Regions from separate parts of the Homo sapiens genome. Here region 2 is linked to region 1. A link is a loop called in an ENCODE intact Hi-C map of the cell type or tissue named here. Cell type or tissue: endothelial cell of umbilical vein. All regions are shown on one strand.

Evidence for each region. A loop is a pair of places that touch in the nucleus more often than their neighbours do. Peaks named below come from ENCODE experiments on the same cell type or tissue, not always from the same donor. Only the 100,000 strongest peaks of a DNase experiment are listed, where the experiment ranks them.
Region 2: a loop joins it to region 1, with 8 times the contacts of the local background. A loop is called at or near these places in 1 of 110 quality-filtered maps.

The regions. Positions count from the first base shown.
Region 1 is chr4:145,232,128-145,237,127 of GRCh38, reverse strand. No RefSeq gene overlaps it. Among named protein-coding and RNA genes, the nearest start is that of OTUD4, 54 kb to the right of the region's middle. RefSeq lists a silencer at 2,762-2,861. In endothelial cell of umbilical vein, a CTCF peak has its summit at 2,846 (motif pointing left); DNase peaks (open chromatin) are centred at 2,807 and 4,607.
Region 2 is chr4:145,386,146-145,391,145 of GRCh38, reverse strand. No RefSeq gene overlaps it. Among named protein-coding and RNA genes, the nearest start is that of LINC02266, 48 kb to the right of the region's middle. In endothelial cell of umbilical vein, no CTCF peak of the experiment used is centred here; a DNase peak (open chromatin) is centred at 2,855; H3K27ac peaks cover 1,952 bases.

The sequences.
Region 1 (5,000 bases):
GAGTGAAACCCATCTCTAAAAAATAGATAAATAAATGTAATTTTTTCCAGCCTCACTCCTGAGAATAGAAGAGTTTTCAAGCTGTAAAACTGGATTCAGTTTCTCATGGAGCAAGTTTAGTGTCCTCTGCCCCTCAGGAGCTGAAATCCTAACCAGTACTTTATGCTTTCTGGATTTTCCATAAACTTTGTGACTTCAGTCTAGCCACTTTGACATTTTTGTTCTATTTTCATTTAGGAGATGTTTGTCTTATTTTTTATCCTAGACTTATCTTTTTTTTACATTTGATCTATTTTTGTCATGTATTTGGAGCAAAGTGCGTTATCGAAGCTTAAACTCAGTGAGCCGTCTTGCCTATAAGTTGTGCCCCCATACTCTGCTTTCTCTGTCATTTACATCAAATGCTGATCTCATTTGTGCTTTGTATTTTGTCTCCCCCGTCTTCTTGAGGACTTTACTCCTACAATTATTCCCCTTTCCCTGAGTCATTCATTTCTTCTTTCCTAAACCACTCCCATTATTATACTAATAGGTTGAAATATTATTCTTTTTATAAAATGAAACAAAATTCTCCTGAGATTTTACATTCTCCTCCAGCTACTTCCCATTTTTCTGTTCCTCTGCTCTTCTTTCTATCAAAACTCCTGAAAGAGTTCTCTATACTGTATTCACTGTCTTCACTTTCTCACTCCTCATTCTTCCCTCAACTCACAGTCATTCATCTTTGAGTCTCCATTACAAAGGCAATGCTTTGCTCATGTTAAGTTTTAGTTGCCAAGTGTGCATCCAAGCACAGTAAGTGGTCTTGAGGCTTGGAGAAGAGTGCAGGGCTGGAAATATGAATATGGGACTCTTTGATATATTGATGTTATGGCAGAAACTACTAGGTACTTACCAAATATTCTTTTTCCTCTTCCCCCTTAGAACTTCACATTTAGGCAGGGAGCAGTGGCTCACACCTGTAATCGCAACACTTTGGGATGCCGAGGTGGGAGGATCACGAGATCAAGAGATTGAGACCATCCTGGCCAACATGGTGAAACCCCATCTCAACTAAAAATACAAAAATCAGCTGGATGTGGTGGTGCGTGCCTGTAGTCCCAGACTTGAGAATATAAGCCACGTGCTAAGATGATGGAACAGAAAGTCAGAAGCAGCCTGAGTTTCTGATGACCTTGTGAATATGCCATATCAGCTGTGGATGGCCTCCTTCTGACTCCTAATATGGAAGAGAATGAACTATTTTGTGTCAAAGCTGCTGTAATTGGATCTTTGTTATCAGCAGTTGAGCAAAATTTCTTAGGGAACAGATGATATTTAAAGTCATGGAACTGGATGAGATCACTTGGGAAGTGAATGGAGGTAGAGGAGAGTAGAGGACCATGCCAGAGCCTATGGAATTCTAGCATGCTAATGTTCAGGAAGAGGAAGAGGATACAGAAAGAGATCAGCCATGAAGGATCAACTAAGTAACAGGACAACCAGCCTCTGTGGTGTCTTGGAAGCAAGTGAAGAAAATGTTTGCCAAATGCTGCCCATAGGCCAAATTAGAGGAGAACTGAGAAGCGGCCATTGGATTTAGCAACATGGAGGTCACTGGTTACCCTGACGAGAGCAAGTTCAGGGGCAGGTGGGGAAAAGCCTGATTTGAATAAGAAGAAGACAGAAAGTATAAGCAACTTTTTCAAGTAATTTTTGCTGCAGAGGAGGGCAGAGACACAGGGCAGTAGCTGGAGAAGTAGGCTCAAAAGAAGTTGTATTGGCTGGGCATGGTGGCTCACACCTGTAATCCAGCAGTTTGAGAGGCCGAGGTGGACAGATCACTTGAGGTCAAGAGTTCGAGACCAGGTCAACATGGCAAAACCTTGTCTTTGCTAAAAATACAAAAATTAGCTGGGCATGATGGCACGCACCTGTAGTCCCAGCTGCTTAGGAGGCTAAGGCAGGAGAATTGCTTGAACCCAGGAGGCAAAGATTGCAGTGAGCCAAGGTCACACCACTACACTCTAGTCTGGGCAACAGAGTGACACTCTGTCTCAAAAAAAAAAAAAAAAAAAAGAGTCATATTTGTTTAAGATTAGAAAAACAATAGTATATTTGATGCTTGTAGGAATGATCTAATTTAATAATGCACAAATGAGAAGGTAGAATTGGTGGTGTGATATCTTTGTTTAAGTCAAGTTGCTCCCTGAGTTTCACTCAAATAATCACTTTATTATGTTTCCATAACTACCACATAGCTAACTTTTCCTGGTTCTTTTTCATTTGTGTAATTTTTTTAAAAATCAATGCAATGAGTTAAAATGGCATAAATATAGAAAAGAATTTTAAAGAGAATGCTTGATTCTAAAAAACAATTAAATATATTCTAATTTAATCTTATTTATATTACATCATTTAGATTCTAAGTGCTTCAAATACTTAGATTCTAAGTGCTTCAAATTTCTAAGTGCTTCAAATATCTCCAATTTATTAGGAGAAAGTATAGATTGAAGAAAAAAAGAACAAAAAAGTACAGTAATTTTGTTTTTTATACATTTGTATCTAAGGATAAGAACTTTAATCTACAATGTATGAGGCATGATGTGGGGGTTATCTTTCCTGTCCATCCAGGAATTTATAACAAAAACAAATACATACGATTTTAAAATAACATTACTTGCTTCAAAAAGTGTTTAAAGTGTTAGTCAATATTAAATCAGGACAGACATGAATACAATGTGAATGTTGAGCCTTAGTGTTTATAATGTTCTATAGAAACTGGAACTGTATAAAGACCAGAGGGTGGATTCTTTAACATGATACCTATAGGCTCTCCAGGAAGGAACTATGGTGACCCCTGCTGGGAGGATGAAGCTCTCCATATAGGGCCAGGCTTAGAGTAAATGAGAAGGTCACAAATTAGAAAACTTAAGAACATGAGGATTTAACATGAGGAAGGAAAAAGAATACCAGAAAAAGTGATCATGCATGAACAGGCTGAAGTAGCTGGTCTTCAGTAAAAATCAGAGCAAGGGCAGGATGAAGAGTCATAGCATGAAAAGAAAGAACTGTAACAGACGATACACAGGATGTGTAAATTAAAATGGAGCTTTGGGTTCCAGACCCCTTTTAAAGGGGATCTTTGAATGCTGTAAGTGTTCCCAAACCCCACATAGGTCAAAACTCCCTGCTAGGAGAAGGCAATATTCTCTCAGATGTGCAAGTGGTCAATCTTCATACACAAAAACTCTTGAGAGATTCATCACAATTTCAGAGAAACATTGGGATTTTAAAAAAAGTCTGGAGAGAGAGGAGGAAATGGCAAAGGGAAAGATGAGTTTTTTCCAGGGGCCGTCAGTGTCCCTTTGCACCACAGTTTAGAAATTGCTGCTCCAAGTTATTTTAATTATTTCCTGTCTCACTTCAGACAATTATACTTAATAGATGAAGGTAAAAGTGAAGAGATAGATTAGTATCAGAAGATTAAAGCCTTATTGATAGATGAAGTTGTTAGCCCTTGGTTTATAAGCCAGAGAACTAATGGATGACTTCTAGAGGATCCACAAACCTGGGGAAAAATATACTTTTTTTGTACGTCTTCCCCAATATTTAAAACTATATTTTGGGGAGAAAAACTTTTTGTATAACATTTTATGAAAGCATTGTTTCATAATAAATAAGTAAAAAGCAGTATGCAAAATTACAGTTTGGTACATTATTGGTGTCATTGGCCTGTTATAATATTTACCAGGCCATTCTTTGACATGAATTGAAAATGAAACATGATTATGAACATCTGTTTATACCTTAATATCAGTTTAGGCTAGGATATATCACCAAAAAAAAAGAATCCCTCTTTTTTTTTTTTGAGACCGAGTCTCGCTCTGTCGCCCAGGCTGGAGTGCAGTGGCGCAATCTCAGCTCACTGCACCCGCCTCCAGGTTCAAGCGATTCTCCTGCCTCAGGCTCCCCAGTAGCTGGGACTACAGGCGCCCACCACCACGCCTGGATAATTTTTTTTTATTTTTAGTAGAGATGGGGTTTCACCGTGTTAGTTAGGATGGTCTCAATCTCCTGACCTCATGATCACCCGCCTTGGCCTCTCAAAGTGCTGGGATTACAGGCATGAGCTACCGTGCCCAGCAAAAATCTCGCTTTTTTTTTTTTTTTTTTTTTTTTTTTCTTGAGACGGAGCCTCACTCTGTCGCCCAGGTTGGAGTGCAGTGGCACAATCTCGGCTCACTGCAAGCTCCGCCTTCCGGGTTCACGCCATTCTTCTGCCTCAGCCTCCCAAGTAGCTGGGACTACAGGCGCCTGCCACCATGCCCGGCTAATTTTTTGTATTTTTAGTAGAGACGGGGTTTCACCGTGTTAGCCAGGATGGTCTCGATCTCCTTACCTCGTGATCCGTCTGCCTCGGCCTCCCAAAGTGCTGGGATTACAGGCGTGAGTCACCGCGCCTGGCCAAGAATCTCTCTTTATCTCTGTCTGCCCCCTTGGATTTTGCTTGCATTGTTGAACATATTACCTATGGAAGCAGGAACCGAACAAAGCTGAAGTGATCCCTTACATCCTGAAAATACACTGCACAGTCTGCCTCTTTTGCCTTAGTAAAAGGGTCAATTGGAAAGCATTAAAAACTTGGATTTTCTCCAACACAAAGATGTATTGTCTTGAGTCATCCTGCAAGATCGCTTGCTGCACGACTAAATAAAAGACCTTGCTGAAGCAAAATGTCCTGGAAATGGTTATTCTGATTTGTAATTTGAAGGAAAATTTAAAAAGTAAAACAATGCTTCTGTCAAATCTTCTCATCCATTCCAGAATCACTAAAATCTATTCCAATATTTTGAAGCAGATCATGAAGGAATCGCTATTTCTCTTCATCGTGAAAGTATTGACATCTGTTGGCAGAGCCAGGTCCAGTTCCCATGTTATCTGCACAAGAACAGCATCAAATGAGGATTTCTATTTTGGGAGCACTTTTAGAAAGTTCAAAGGCCTCCTATGGTGTTGAA
Region 2 (5,000 bases), 150 kb before region 1:
CTTTCTGTCTTCAGAGCTACCAGTTACCTTTAATATTTGAGTTACGATGAGAGCAATCATTTTGTTTCTGTTTCTAAGGAGCTTCACGCGCATACTGGCCTAAGTTTCAGCCTTTTCTGGTCTGCTGTGTCAATTACCACCTGCTCTCCAATTTCAAAATGTTGTTGACATATGCTATTCTTTTCTCCAATTCTTTTCGTGTGTGTGTGTGTGTGTGTGTTGGTCTTTTAATTTCTATACCACCCTTTCAGTAGAGTTTTGAAAGGGAATGGAGATAAATGCATAATTCCATCTATTACAGCCGTGAAAACACACTTCTAAGTTGTCCTGCTGCAGGAAACATAATTGACAAAGGGCCTCAGCTGTTATGCTCTGAAACCCAACACTATGTTTGGGAGGTGGCTGTGCTTTCCCATGAGATGCTCCTACTCAGTGACAAAGTGTGGCAGGGATACGAAGGCAGGACTATTCCTGGGAGATGTGATGCTCCTGTAATGGACAGTGTTGGCCAGAGGATTCTCCACTGGTTTTGTCAAAATTTTCTCAGAAATGCATTACAGTCAAGGGCCTTCCTTCCTTCCTCCCTCTCTCCCCTTCTCCATCCTTCCCTTTTCCTTCCTTCCTTCCTTCCTTCTTTCCTTCCTTCCCAGGGATCACAATCGTATCATGGTCTGATACTTCTTCCTAAGGCAAAAATTGATGAAAATAGCCAGTAACTATTATAAAGTGTATGTCTTTTCAGTCTTTTGATTAATGTCTTATTTTATTTCTGGGACCTTAAGCTATATCTATGCTTCTGTTCAATTATGTGTCGATTTTCTTTAGGGATATCCATTATGCATATTTAATCTTCATTTTTATCTCTAGATTTATCATTTTTCTTTAATCTTATTTATTTTTGAAATCTTCTCCTTTATATGCTATGCTTTCAGTAGTAACTATTCTCCTTTATTCTACTTTAACTCTCATTTTGAATGAGATTTTACTTCTCTTTTCCACTCATCTTTGATTTTTTTCTCTTCTCAGCACATTTCCTCCCAAACTCTTTAGATGTATTTTGAGTCATCATTTTATATAAGTATTTCTTTCATTAAATGTTTTAAATTCATGGCAATATATTTGGTAATACTTTTCTTCTGGTTCATAACAAAAATCTTCTGGGATATATTCTTCATCTGCCATTTGTACTATTTGTTTTCCCCATTCCTTCAACAGTTTTTTCTTTTCTTTTTCTTTTTTTTTTTTTTTGAAGTAATTCCATAGATTCAGTGTGCTTACTTTGTGGTAATACTCAACTTTGAATGACGGAAATTCCTTATGAATTGGGTATTTGCACGTTGCTCATAGCACAGCGGCAGTGCTGTGAGTTCTGATTTGGAATTACAGCTCTGCCACATAATAGCTGCATGACTCTATTTCTGCAGTAAAGGGCTAATCATAATAGCATTTATCTCACTGAGTGCTGTAATGGCTAATACAGGAGGTCAATCCCTGAAAAGGCATGCAGATAATGCATGTACATGTGGCATTGTAAGAATACGGTAAATACTACCTTTTTTAAAAGTCATCTCAGAGTGTCTTTTTGCACTTCCACTTTATCTTGCCTGTATCTGGCATTTCTTCCTCCCTTCCTACAGCTCAAAGTTACATCTACCTGCTAAAGTTGTGGGAGATAACGTTAGTATTTCTGGTTTTTCTTTCTCCTTGTTTTTGAATGATTTCTTATAGGAAAAAGGAGTTGTGGGCGGGGGGCAATCCTGTCTTTAGTCACCATTTCTAAGTATCAACCAGGACTTGACACTTAAATTGAGGCATGAAGGATGAGTGGGAATAAAGTAACTGAGGTAGGGACAGGTAGGGGAACATGCTAGAAGAGGAAAATGCATGTGGCTCCTGTGACATGGGAAGGAGCTGTGAAATTTGAAGCACTGAAATGATTGCATGGCTGTAATATAAGGAGGGAAAAGGAGAATGGGATAAGATGAGGCTGGTAAGTAGGCAGCCATTCACATGGTTTTCCATCAACACTTCACCCCTCGGTGCAGCTAAACACAGTACTTAAGACAACTCGTTTTATGCTCCTCAATTTTTGGTTGAATAAGGAAGGACTCATGGAGAGGAAATGGGACAGACTTTGAGTCGCCTTTGGGGCTGGGTTTCAAGGCCAAACTTTAAAATTTATCAGTTATCTCTTCTTAAAGAGAAGATTGATCACTGCCACTTTATTGTATGATAATCCAGGTTACCTCCGACAATGTCTATGTTGCAAACATTCCTATATCCATTTATGGAGCAAAACATTCCAAGGTTTTTGATTCCAATTTAAAAATAAAATCATAAATATATTTTGCTTTTAATTTTTGTAGCTTTTTGCTTATAAAAAACATTGCACTACTATTAATAGAATTCTAAAGGAAAGAAAAAAAAGTTTAACCACAAGCACACCCAAGCCAACATATCACACTGTTTCCATATTTATTCATGTTTTCTTACGAATATATTTTAGAATAATTGCAGAACAGTGAATATTTAAATAAATAATAAAACAATTCAGAGGAGTTACTGTAGAAGTGGTTATTTCTGTTCTGGTGATCTAAGCTAGTTTATGTAGTTTTATAGAAAGGCAAATTGGAATGTCTTTAAATAAGTTGCAGACTTGCACACTAACATTAACCCACTATCTAGTTTGATTGTGAAGTATAATCTTAGGTACCATTGTCTCTATATTTGATCCCTCTGGCACCACATTCTGAAAGTAGTAAAGAAGAATGATGATTGAAGTTTTTGTTTGTTTAGTTTTGGTTTTAACAGGAACTTAATATTACAAAAGTGTAACTTAAGTAAGATTGATCTGATACCAGGTGGTATGTGAGAGACTAGAAACAGGAAGATAAGTAGGAAGCTATTTCAAATACCCCAGGCATGAGGTAACAAAGGAAACATTACAGTAGTTGAAGTGGAAATACAAAGGATACTTGGGTACATGATAGAAATAAGAAACGCAGAGGGGAAGTGATTTGCAGGAAATGATGACAAGCTTGTTTCAAATATGTCAGATTTGGGACGCGCAAGTAGATACTTTGTGAAAATAGAGCTATGAAACTAGAGCACAGGTAAGATGCCATGTTAGACTTGCTCTTTTGGTGATCTTCATAGTGAAGAGTTGAGGCTAACAAAGTAGATGAGGTCTCTAAGGTACTACTATGATTCAAGAAGAGGTAAAAGATAAAAAAGACATCAACCAGGATGAAAACTAATGGGCCTATTGTATTTAGGAGATTATTTAATAATCAAATGGCAGGTAATAACAGATGTCATGTATACAACTTATTTGAAGTATTTGGAAGAAATAGAAGAGACATGGAGGAGCCAGCAAAGCCATGTGTATTAATGTTTTCTTCTCCACATTAGAGAATATCGATGCAGGAAAAGTTCAAAGAGTAAAAATATGAATAAAGGAAGAATAAAGAGGAGAAAACTCTACCTCAGTGTTAAATGAATTGAATAAAATCTAGTAGAGTGGATCCCAAAGCTATTTTGGCAGTAAACAAACAGGAAAAAAGTGCAATCTTCTGACATAAATGTTAACAGATCTGCCAAGGAATGAAAAATGAGGATTAAGGAAAGAATAATATAGCACTTGTTCTAACCCAGTGGGTCTCGACCAGGACTGATTTTTTGCCACTCAAGGGACATTTGGCAATGTCTGGAGACATATTTTGTTCTTACAAGTGGGGCATATTCTACTAGTAGGTAGAGGCCAGGGATGCCGTTAAATAACCAACATTACTCAGGGCAAAAACAAGGAAGTATTTGAACCAAAAAGTCAATAGCCTCAAAGTTGAGAAACCTTGATCTAACCCATTCAACACGTCAGAAACAGTACTGGTGAGTCAACAAATCCTGAGAGTTTCCACTGATACTGTAAGAGTAGGAGAGAAGATTGGTTGAATTTTGTACTTTACCTCTCCCTTTGAAAAATTATTTTATGTTAGAATGCATGCATGTACGAAAGTTACATAGCAAGAAGTAGGTAAAACAAAGTACAGTGTCACCTTGAACATGGGTTTGAACTATGTGGGTCTGCTTATACAGAAATTTTCTTCTTCCTCTGTCTTCTCTGAAACACAGCAAGACCAACCCTCTTCTTCCTCCTCAGCCTAATCCATGGGAAATGATGAGGATAAAGCCTTTATGATGATCCACTTCCACTTAATGAATAGTAAATATATTTTCTCTTCTTTATGATTTTCTTAATAACATTTTCTTTTCTTTAGCTATATATATAGATATATATAACATATATATAAAATATGTATAACATAAAAACATATGAATCAATGGTTTATGTTATCAGTAAGGCTTTAAGGTTTCTGGTCAACAGTAGGATATTAGTAGTTAAGTTTGGGGGAGTCAAAAGTTATGTGCAGATTTTTGACTGCACAGGGGGCTGGCACGCTTAACTCCCACATTGTTAGAAGATCAACGGTAATAAAATAACCAGAAGAGACTCTCTCAGACATAAGTTCTCATGTGGAGAAATATGCAAGGGTATCTTCCAATATGAAAGCTAGGAACAAAGTTTAAAGACAAAACAAACTACAGTTTCTCTAATTAAGGCAATTCACAATTGCACAGAGCTCTCCTGCTACCACGTTTCTATAACATCAGGTTATAGAAAAGTGGATTGAACTCAATATCCAGCTCTCACATTGTTGTTGAAAAAGGAAGACACAGGACAATTTGGAGTAGACAACCTTCTCCCTATTCTTCCCACTTTACAGCTAAAATTTCCAGACATTACATACGAAACAAACAAAACATAATGCTGAAAGGTGGAAAGAAGAGAAACAACTGAATAGGGATTTAGAAACCTGAAAAAAGACAGAGAGGTGAGTTCCCTGGGTTTCTTTTTTGCTTCATGTATCCCATACTGGGTTAGGGACAAGCTGGCAACTCAGAAATCACAATGGGCACAGACAGAAACAAACAATAAACAA